3 separate regions of the Mus musculus genome follow, and all the other regions are linked to region 1. Evidence: chromatin loops called from intact Hi-C (ENCODE). Cell type or tissue: gastrocnemius. All regions are shown on one strand.

Region 1 (2,500 bases):
CTTGTACTACAGGACAGGTGTCACTCCCTAGGTCTCAGACAAGGTACTGAGAATCTAAAGAGCATGAAAGAGCAAAGGCGTGTGCAGGGATACAGTCCAGATTGCAGAGAGAGACAAGATCCTTCTACTTCCAGGACAGATGTGTCACCAGTGGCACCCAGCTGTAACTGTTAGGTTGAAGGACTTGGTACCTTGCAAGGTAATGGCCTGGACTGCTGAGGCTGAGAACCAGGGTCAGAACCCCAGGGGTGAAGACAAACCAAAGGGAAGCAGTACTTGAGTAGGCACCTTGATTCTCAGTCTCTGGGCATGGAGATCAGAGAATGATAGTGGAGGAGAGCCGGGTTCTATAGAGCCACATGTAAAACCCTGCCTCAGCCTGGAGAGAGGAAGGACAGTCTAGCAGACCAGCATAGCTCTCTCAAGCCCTCACTTATTGGTTAGCCTGTCTGTCAGGAATGAAGACGGACAGGATGGGACAGAACATGACTGAGGTTTCTTAGAATGGACTTTTGAGACCTACAGGGTTCAAGCACCTTCCCAGGCTGAGAGAGGGTCCAGCTAGAGGAGTCCTGGCTGGGAGCCTAGGGTGTGCAAAGGTCCCTAGGCAAGGCTGGCTCAAAGGACAAAGCTTGTGCCAGTGTGGGTGGAGCCCGAGGAGGACACCAGGGAGCAGCGGTGGCTCACTGTGGGCTCCAGAGGACCCTGCCAGCGCTCTAGCTGCCAGGGTGGTGACACATGAGCTGGCTTCCAGAGCAGGAGTGGTTCTATGAGACTCAGTCACTCAGTGCGTCATGAGAGGGTACACAAGAAAAGACCACCTCCTCTGCCCATACTGTCAAGGCTAGCACAGGGGTCATTCCCTTGAGATGCTGGCCTGAAAAGTGTGTCCATTAAGAAAAATGTACTGTTATTATTAAGGGAGGAGGGTGCACATGTATACCACAGCGCACATGCGGAGGTCAGAGGATTTCTCCTCCCAACTTTATGTGGTGGATTCCAGAAATCAAAGACAGATTTCCAGCCTTCCACAGACCCATCTCCCCAGACCCCAAGCATGTCCATTTTAAGACCCAGTGATTGTAACATGTCTTGCATGTTCTCGTTAATGAGACTGTCCAGTGCGGATATTCAGACCATTTCTGGGCAGCAGTCCTGAGGGAGGACCCATGCTCACTTCACTAGCGCCTCCTGCTGGCATTCCATTTGCTGCAACAAACAAGCAGTAAGTCTGCCCTCTTAAGATCAGACACGAACAACCATGGAAGGAGTTACAGAGACAAAGTTTGGAGCTGAGACGAAAGGATGGACCATCTAGATGCCTCACCCGGGGATCCATCCCAAAATCAGCCTCCAAACGCAGACACCATTGCATACACTAGCAAGATTTTGCTGAAAGGACCCGGATATAGCTGTCTCTTGTGAGGCTATGCGGGGGCCTAGCAAACACAGAAGTGGATGCTCACAGTCAGCTATTGGATGGATCACAGGGCCCCCAATGGAGGAGCTAGAGAAAGTACTCAAGGAGCTAAAAGGGTCTGCAACCCTATAGGTGGAACACCAATATGAACTAACCATTACCCCCAGAGCTCATGTCTCTAGCTGCATATGTAGCAGAAGATGGCTTAGTTGGCCATCATTGGGAAGAGAGGCCCTTGGTTTTGCAAACTTTATATGCCCCAGTACAGGGGAACGCCAGGGCCAAGAAGTGGGAGTGAGTGGGTAGGGGAGTGGGTGGGGGAGGGTATGGGGGACTTTTGGGATAGCATTTGAAATGTAAATGAAGAAAATACCTAATTAAAAAAAATCAGACATGAGGCTTTTGCCGCATCTGGCAGGTTTGGAGAGAGGAGAGACCAGGAGGCAGCAGCAGGATGTGTCTGAGTTGGAGGCCAGCCTGGTCTACAGTATGGAACCCTGTCTCAAAACAACCAACTAACCAGTGGGGTCCGGGGAGATGGGTCTATGGAAGTCTGGAAATCTGTCTTTGATTTCTGGAATCCACCACATAAAGTTGGGAGGAGAAATCCTCTGACCTCTGCATGTGCGCTGTGGTATACATCAACAACAAATGATCCAGGAATCTTGTTGTGAGGGTCCCTGAGGCAGAAGTAGGTTAAATGGCTGCTGACTCTTCTGCCCAAGTAGCATCAGAATGCACTGTGGCTCTGAGCCAGCTCCCATTCCTTTTACATTCCTGGAGATCACGGTGGCACAGTGCAGGGATGTCCCCCCATTCTTTGAGGGGTATGTGCAGTCACCTGGCATGGCCCTTCACCTATTCCCCTCCTGACTAGGGCTCCCTTCCATGCCTCTGGCTGATTCAAAGCGTTGGGCATTTTGCCTCTGTTGAGAGGTCAGAAATGTCTGCAGTCTTTAACATCAAGAGCTCTAAGGAAAGTGAGGTCTGTGGCCTTCAGCCTCTGTGCTGGGGTATGTGTCTGTGGGCAGGGAAGGGTTGAGGTGCAGAGCCCACCTCACCCCCACTGCCTATCAAATG
Region 2 (2,500 bases), 88 kb before region 1:
CCAGGACACAAGGTCTACCAGTGAGCTCATTGCGGAACCTCTCCCAGCTTCCCTGGAGGCCTGTACCAGGAACTGGATGTACCCAAGGAGTTGATGCTGTTTCCGGACAATTGTGTTATCATGAATCTATACTCATTTGGTTTAAAGAATGGTTGCTAGGACATACAAGCAACTCCTGTATATACTGGTACCCCATCAATGTTCTTTGGTCTTATTGTGACTTAAGCGTGCCTGCTGCTTCTCTAAAGGAGGGCTACACATCTCTGCTCTGAGGACACCAGATCTTGGCTAGTAGATTGTGGCTTTGTGCAGTTTCTTTAGATATCTACTCTTGCTTTTTAAACATGGTGGTAAAAGCCCATAGGGAGAACTGCGCACACTTGCTCTTCTGTGGGTTGCTTATATGGTGGCAGTCAAAGGCTGCTGGGGCCGCCAGTTAACTGGAACTGACTGGAGGCCTTAAAGTGGCTGAGCTACTATCACTGGGAACCTCAGAAAACTCCTCATTGAGCCACTGTTGGGAGACCCTGGCAGGAGCTATGACCTCTTATATCCTGGCCTCAGAATGACACTTCTGTCTTGATCCCTTGGCAAGGCAAGTCAATAAGGCTAAGACCAAGAAACAAGGTAGGAGGGACTGGAGGAACATGGAGAGGGGGCAGCACCAGAGGAGATGCTGGTGTTGCATATGTGCAGTAGCTACACACCCACTAAAAACAAAGGCAAGATGAGAAGACGACATGGCGGTTCATCTTAGCTGTCCTTAACAGATGAGTCGCTAACACAGTCACAGCACTCGTCATGCTGTTGCCTTTACTACTGTGATTTGGAACCAAAACTGCAGTGTGGTAGAGGTCAAGCCCACACGTGTTTGGCTTTCATAAAACCTTGGCTAGGTCTTGTTTTTAAAATAATTTCATTGCCAAAAAAATTTCCATTCTAACCCTAGTGTCCCCTAAACTCACAATTCCCATCAAATCATGACCTACTGAGAATGCTCTTTAAGGCTCTGGTCGGCTTGCTTGTGCACATTAGTCCTTTGTTCACTCGTTCACTCACAGCAAGGCCAGAGGCATTTCCAGATATGGCCAAAGCCTTACTAGGATGTTGGAGAAAGATGGGAGGGGACATCCTGCCTCAGGCACAGCACCCTGTCAGGTGAGCTACAGTGGGCACACTCGGCAGTTCTGGCCACTAGAGGGAGCCCGGGGCTCGCTGCCGGGTTCTGCGTGCTACTGGCCTGCCTTGGTAGCAGAGACTTCTGATCCAGTGCTCTGTGCCTCTCTGTACCTGTGCCTGGCTGCTTAACTCCACTGCACCCCACTACTTCTTATCTGTTGCAGGAGGGGGGTAGGGGAGGGGAGGGAGAGATGGGGGGAGGAAGCAGGAGAGGGGGAAGAGAGGGAGAAGGGAGAGGGAGAGAGTGAGAGAGAGGGAAAGAGAGAGAGGATGAGAGAGAGAATCAGATTTGCCTTAGGCATGGTAGGCAAGCTAAGTGAGAATTTGCATCTCATACCGGAGTCCTCCATTTTATTGCATATTTTTATGTACCATAGGTGTAATTAAGACTCCTTTAAATCAGGTTACTGAGTTTTTGAATTTGTGCACTTCATTGCTGAACCTGGGAAACAATCCATGTGACATAAACAGAAGGGAACTGCAATCCACATCACAGCCCACTCCCAGGTTCTTACAGTGTTCTCTCGGGGCAGCTGTGAAGCAAGGCTTATGCAGATCTCCGAGTCTCCAAGCTCCTGGTTACCTGGAGTTTCTCTTTGGGTAGCTTAAAACATCCTAGGTCAAGTGGTACCACCTGGATTTCTCAGAAGCTTTGGGGGCAGAGGCAGGGGGATTGTGAATTTGAGGGCAGCCTGGGCTCTGAGGACACAGTCTTTCCATGTATCACCGCAGGATACCTCCAGCAGTGTCTCCCCTCCGAGCACTTCTGTGGACTTCCAGTCCTTGTGTTTGGAGGCTGAGTGGGATACTTACTCCCTCCCCAGTGCCTGGCTCCTAACCTTCCATCTGAGCTCCATACATTGTCTATGTCCACCTTAAACCTTGTTCTGGTGGTGGGATCATACATCCAACCACACACCTGGCCATGCCATCGGGGGATCTGATTGGCATCTCACAGTTTTAGCCTATTGAGAACACGATTCTCCATCCTTGTAGCCTTAACCCTGTGGTTCCCACCTCCCCTGTTAAGGCAGTATTTATTCCTTGGTCCTCAGCGGGGCAGAGACCATACTTAGCCTGGCACTAGTTTCTTCTGCACAGCTCATTGCTCCACACACAGCTTACACTGCTGTGCTATGGTAACTGATGTCCCCAAATCTCAGAGACTCTGAACAAATGTTTCCATCTGCTTTTATTTCTGTGGCCCTCAGCACAGCTGGTCTCTGTCCATGTCTTCTTCATGCCAGAGGCAGAGCCAAAGCATCCGGCCTAATAAAGCTGGCAGGTCATGGCTGGAGGGAAGAGCAGTGACAACTCTGAC
Region 3 (2,500 bases), 130 kb before region 1:
GCCTGCTCTTTCAATGCCATTCCTTATGGAGTCGGGGACTCTGCCCTTCATGACCAGAACTGTCACTACGATGTGCTGGCCTCACTCTTCTGTAAGATGAGACAATCGGTTTCTCTTCCTGGATGGGTGTGAGAATGACATCCTCTGTCCCCACCTTTCCTCTTCCTTCCTGGAAGACCCATGGATTGACAACTTTACAATGTCCTCATGAAGAGGTGTTCACCTGCCTATGGCTGATAGCTGATGATAGCTATGGCTTGGCTACTCTTCCTGTTTTTGGATAGCTCCAAAAGAGAGAAAGTACATCCAACCCAGTGGCTAGCTCAGTCCAGGAGTCATGTCCCGAGGCTGACGTCTGGAGCCATTAGTACCCCCATTAGTGGCCCCAGTCCTGTAAGTAGGAGAGATGTGTATGTGTGGGGCAGGAGGTGCTTCTCAGGCAACTGTGAATCTGCTCTCATCAGCATCTGGCTACCCTGCTCTGCTCCTGATGGAGGCTGTGAACAGCCTGGAGCTAATCACGGTGTTCCCGGGAGGGTCTGCTGCTAAGGGAGCAGGCCTCAGCCTGGCAGAGGTTCCTGGGTCCAAGTCTGAATGTTTGACTGAAGCAGTCTGGTCAGTTCCCACCCTGCTCCTCCCGACAAAGTCACTGAAAACCCCCAGGGCCTCCATCATATTCCTCTTTGCTTAGGATGCAGACACAATCTATGAGTGGGGGGTTGCCCTCAGGTCCCATACCAAAGTCATTTCAGGGCTCCAGCTTTCCACCCCTTCTTGCTGGTCTTGCCTGTCACTCAGGTGACTCAGGCCTCTGACCTGGGGACCTTGGCCAGGGGTACTATATCAAGCCAGCGACACTCCACAGCTGCTTCTTCAGAAAGATTGTACTGCCTACCCCAGGCTGGCTGAGCTGACTTGAGATGAATACAATGGTCACAGGCACACACAGCAGTGACCCTTGGAGAGTCAGTCTGAACTGTTATGGCGAGCTAGCTGGGGTTATTATAACAGTGGCCACCAGGTGGCAGCAGATCATTTTATGGAACATGCTTCCAGATTAAGGCCCACAGCTGAGACCATTTCCAGCTCAGGGAACCATGGGTCAACAGATGACTCCTCCCTAAACTCTATGACTTCTTCATGGAGTCTGAACACCTCAGCAGGCAGTGCATGGCTGGCCTCAGCTTTGTATGTCTAACGCACCGGTCTGCACTATTTGCATGCAGCCAAGGGCCTGCTCTGGTTCCCTACTGCTGGGCCACCTGGAATAGCTGGCTTCAGCAGCAGATAAAACCACCATTCCTACTGCAGGGCCACACTTTCCTGCCAGCCTGATGAGACAAACCCTGGTAGGTCTGCATCAAACGGAGCTCCACTTCTTCAGAAAGACTGCACTGCCTGGCCCCAGGGCGCCCCCATCATTTCCCTCCTCACTGACGACACAGCCACAATCCACGCGTGAGTGGGTTGCCCTCCACAGTGTTGAGGGTCCTCTGGGACACTGAGGGGAAAAGCCAAGCAGACTCTATTGGCTTCCTCTGAGGGCTGTTTGCTCCTCTGCCCATTACCTCCTGCTTCTGGAAAAATCACTCCCCAGTTCAGAGTGTGAGCTGAAGTTGGGGGGGTGGGGGGGTGGGGGTGGGCGACCATGCCAGATTAAAGATTTTCCAAGGCAGACAGACTGAGTAGAAGGTATGATTGTGGAGGGTTGGGATGATGCAGATCCTAAGCCAAATTCTCACAGATTAATTTTGGTTCCCTCATTAGCCATTCACCGCCCACCTCTAGATCTGAACTAACAACCCTGTGACTCTCAGGTGGAATCTTTTGAAATGTCTGAACTTATCAGACCACTAGCTCCCGCCAACCCCTAAGCTAGGGATGTAATCAGAGAGCCTCTGAGACTTGCAGCGGAGATCCCCCCACTTTGCTGTGCCCCCCTAAGCCTGATGTGTCTACTGCTGTGAGGTTTTTTTTTTTTTTAATTTAAGACTTACTTATTTTTTATTTTATTTTATGTGTATGTTTGTCTGGAGGTCTGTATGTACACAATGTTATATGCAGTGCCTTCAGAGGCCTCAGAGGACAAAAGGGGGGCTCAGACTACCTGGAATTGGAGTTGCAGGGGTTGTGAGCTGCCATGTGGTTGCTGGGAACCGAACTTGGGTCCTCTGCAAGAGCAGCATGTGCTCTAAACAGCCGAGCCCTGGGCCTGACTCTATTCTGCATTTTTTAAAAATGCCTTGATGTACGGCTTTCTGTTGTGGTGTGGCTGTAAAACCTTAGGAAGGGCTCCATGCTTAAAGCACTTGCCCTGCAGGTGTGAGAACCTGAGTCTGGATGCCCAGAATCCACCTAGGCAGGCTCCCAGCATGCATGCCTGTGCTGCAGGCTCCCAGCATGCATGCCTGTGCTGCAAGCTCCCAGCATGCATGCCTGTGCTGCAGGCTCCCAGCATGCATGCCTGTGCTGCAGCCTCCCAGCATGCCTGTGCTGCAGC

What was found. Hi-C counts contacts between places; a loop is a spot of excess contacts. Peaks named below come from ENCODE experiments on the same cell type or tissue, not always from the same donor. Only the 100,000 strongest peaks of a DNase experiment are listed, where the experiment ranks them.
Region 2: a loop joins it to region 1, with 3 times the contacts of the local background. A loop is called at or near these places in 17 of 42 quality-filtered maps.
Region 3: it touches region 1 in a loop (2.9-fold over the local background); 12 of 42 quality-filtered maps call a loop at or near these places.

Annotation. Positions count from the first base shown.
Region 1 is chr6:90,449,051-90,451,550 of GRCm38, reverse strand. No RefSeq gene overlaps it. Among named protein-coding and RNA genes, the nearest start is that of Klf15, 12 kb to the left of the region's middle. In gastrocnemius, a CTCF peak has its summit at 1,204 (motif pointing left); DNase peaks (open chromatin) are centred at 669 and 1,187; H3K4me3 peaks cover 441 bases; H3K27ac peaks cover 1,464 bases.
Region 2 is chr6:90,536,846-90,539,345 of GRCm38, reverse strand. No RefSeq gene overlaps it. Among named protein-coding and RNA genes, the nearest start is that of Aldh1l1, 13 kb to the left of the region's middle. In gastrocnemius, a CTCF peak has its summit at 1,183 (motif pointing right); a DNase peak (open chromatin) is centred at 1,199.
Region 3 is chr6:90,574,075-90,576,574 of GRCm38, reverse strand. The region is part of intron 12 of Aldh1l1 (aldehyde dehydrogenase 1 family, member L1); the gene reads right to left. Among named protein-coding and RNA genes, the nearest start is that of Aldh1l1, 25 kb to the right of the region's middle. In gastrocnemius, a CTCF peak has its summit at 1,014 (motif pointing right); DNase peaks (open chromatin) are centred at 601 and 1,112; H3K27ac peaks cover 372 bases.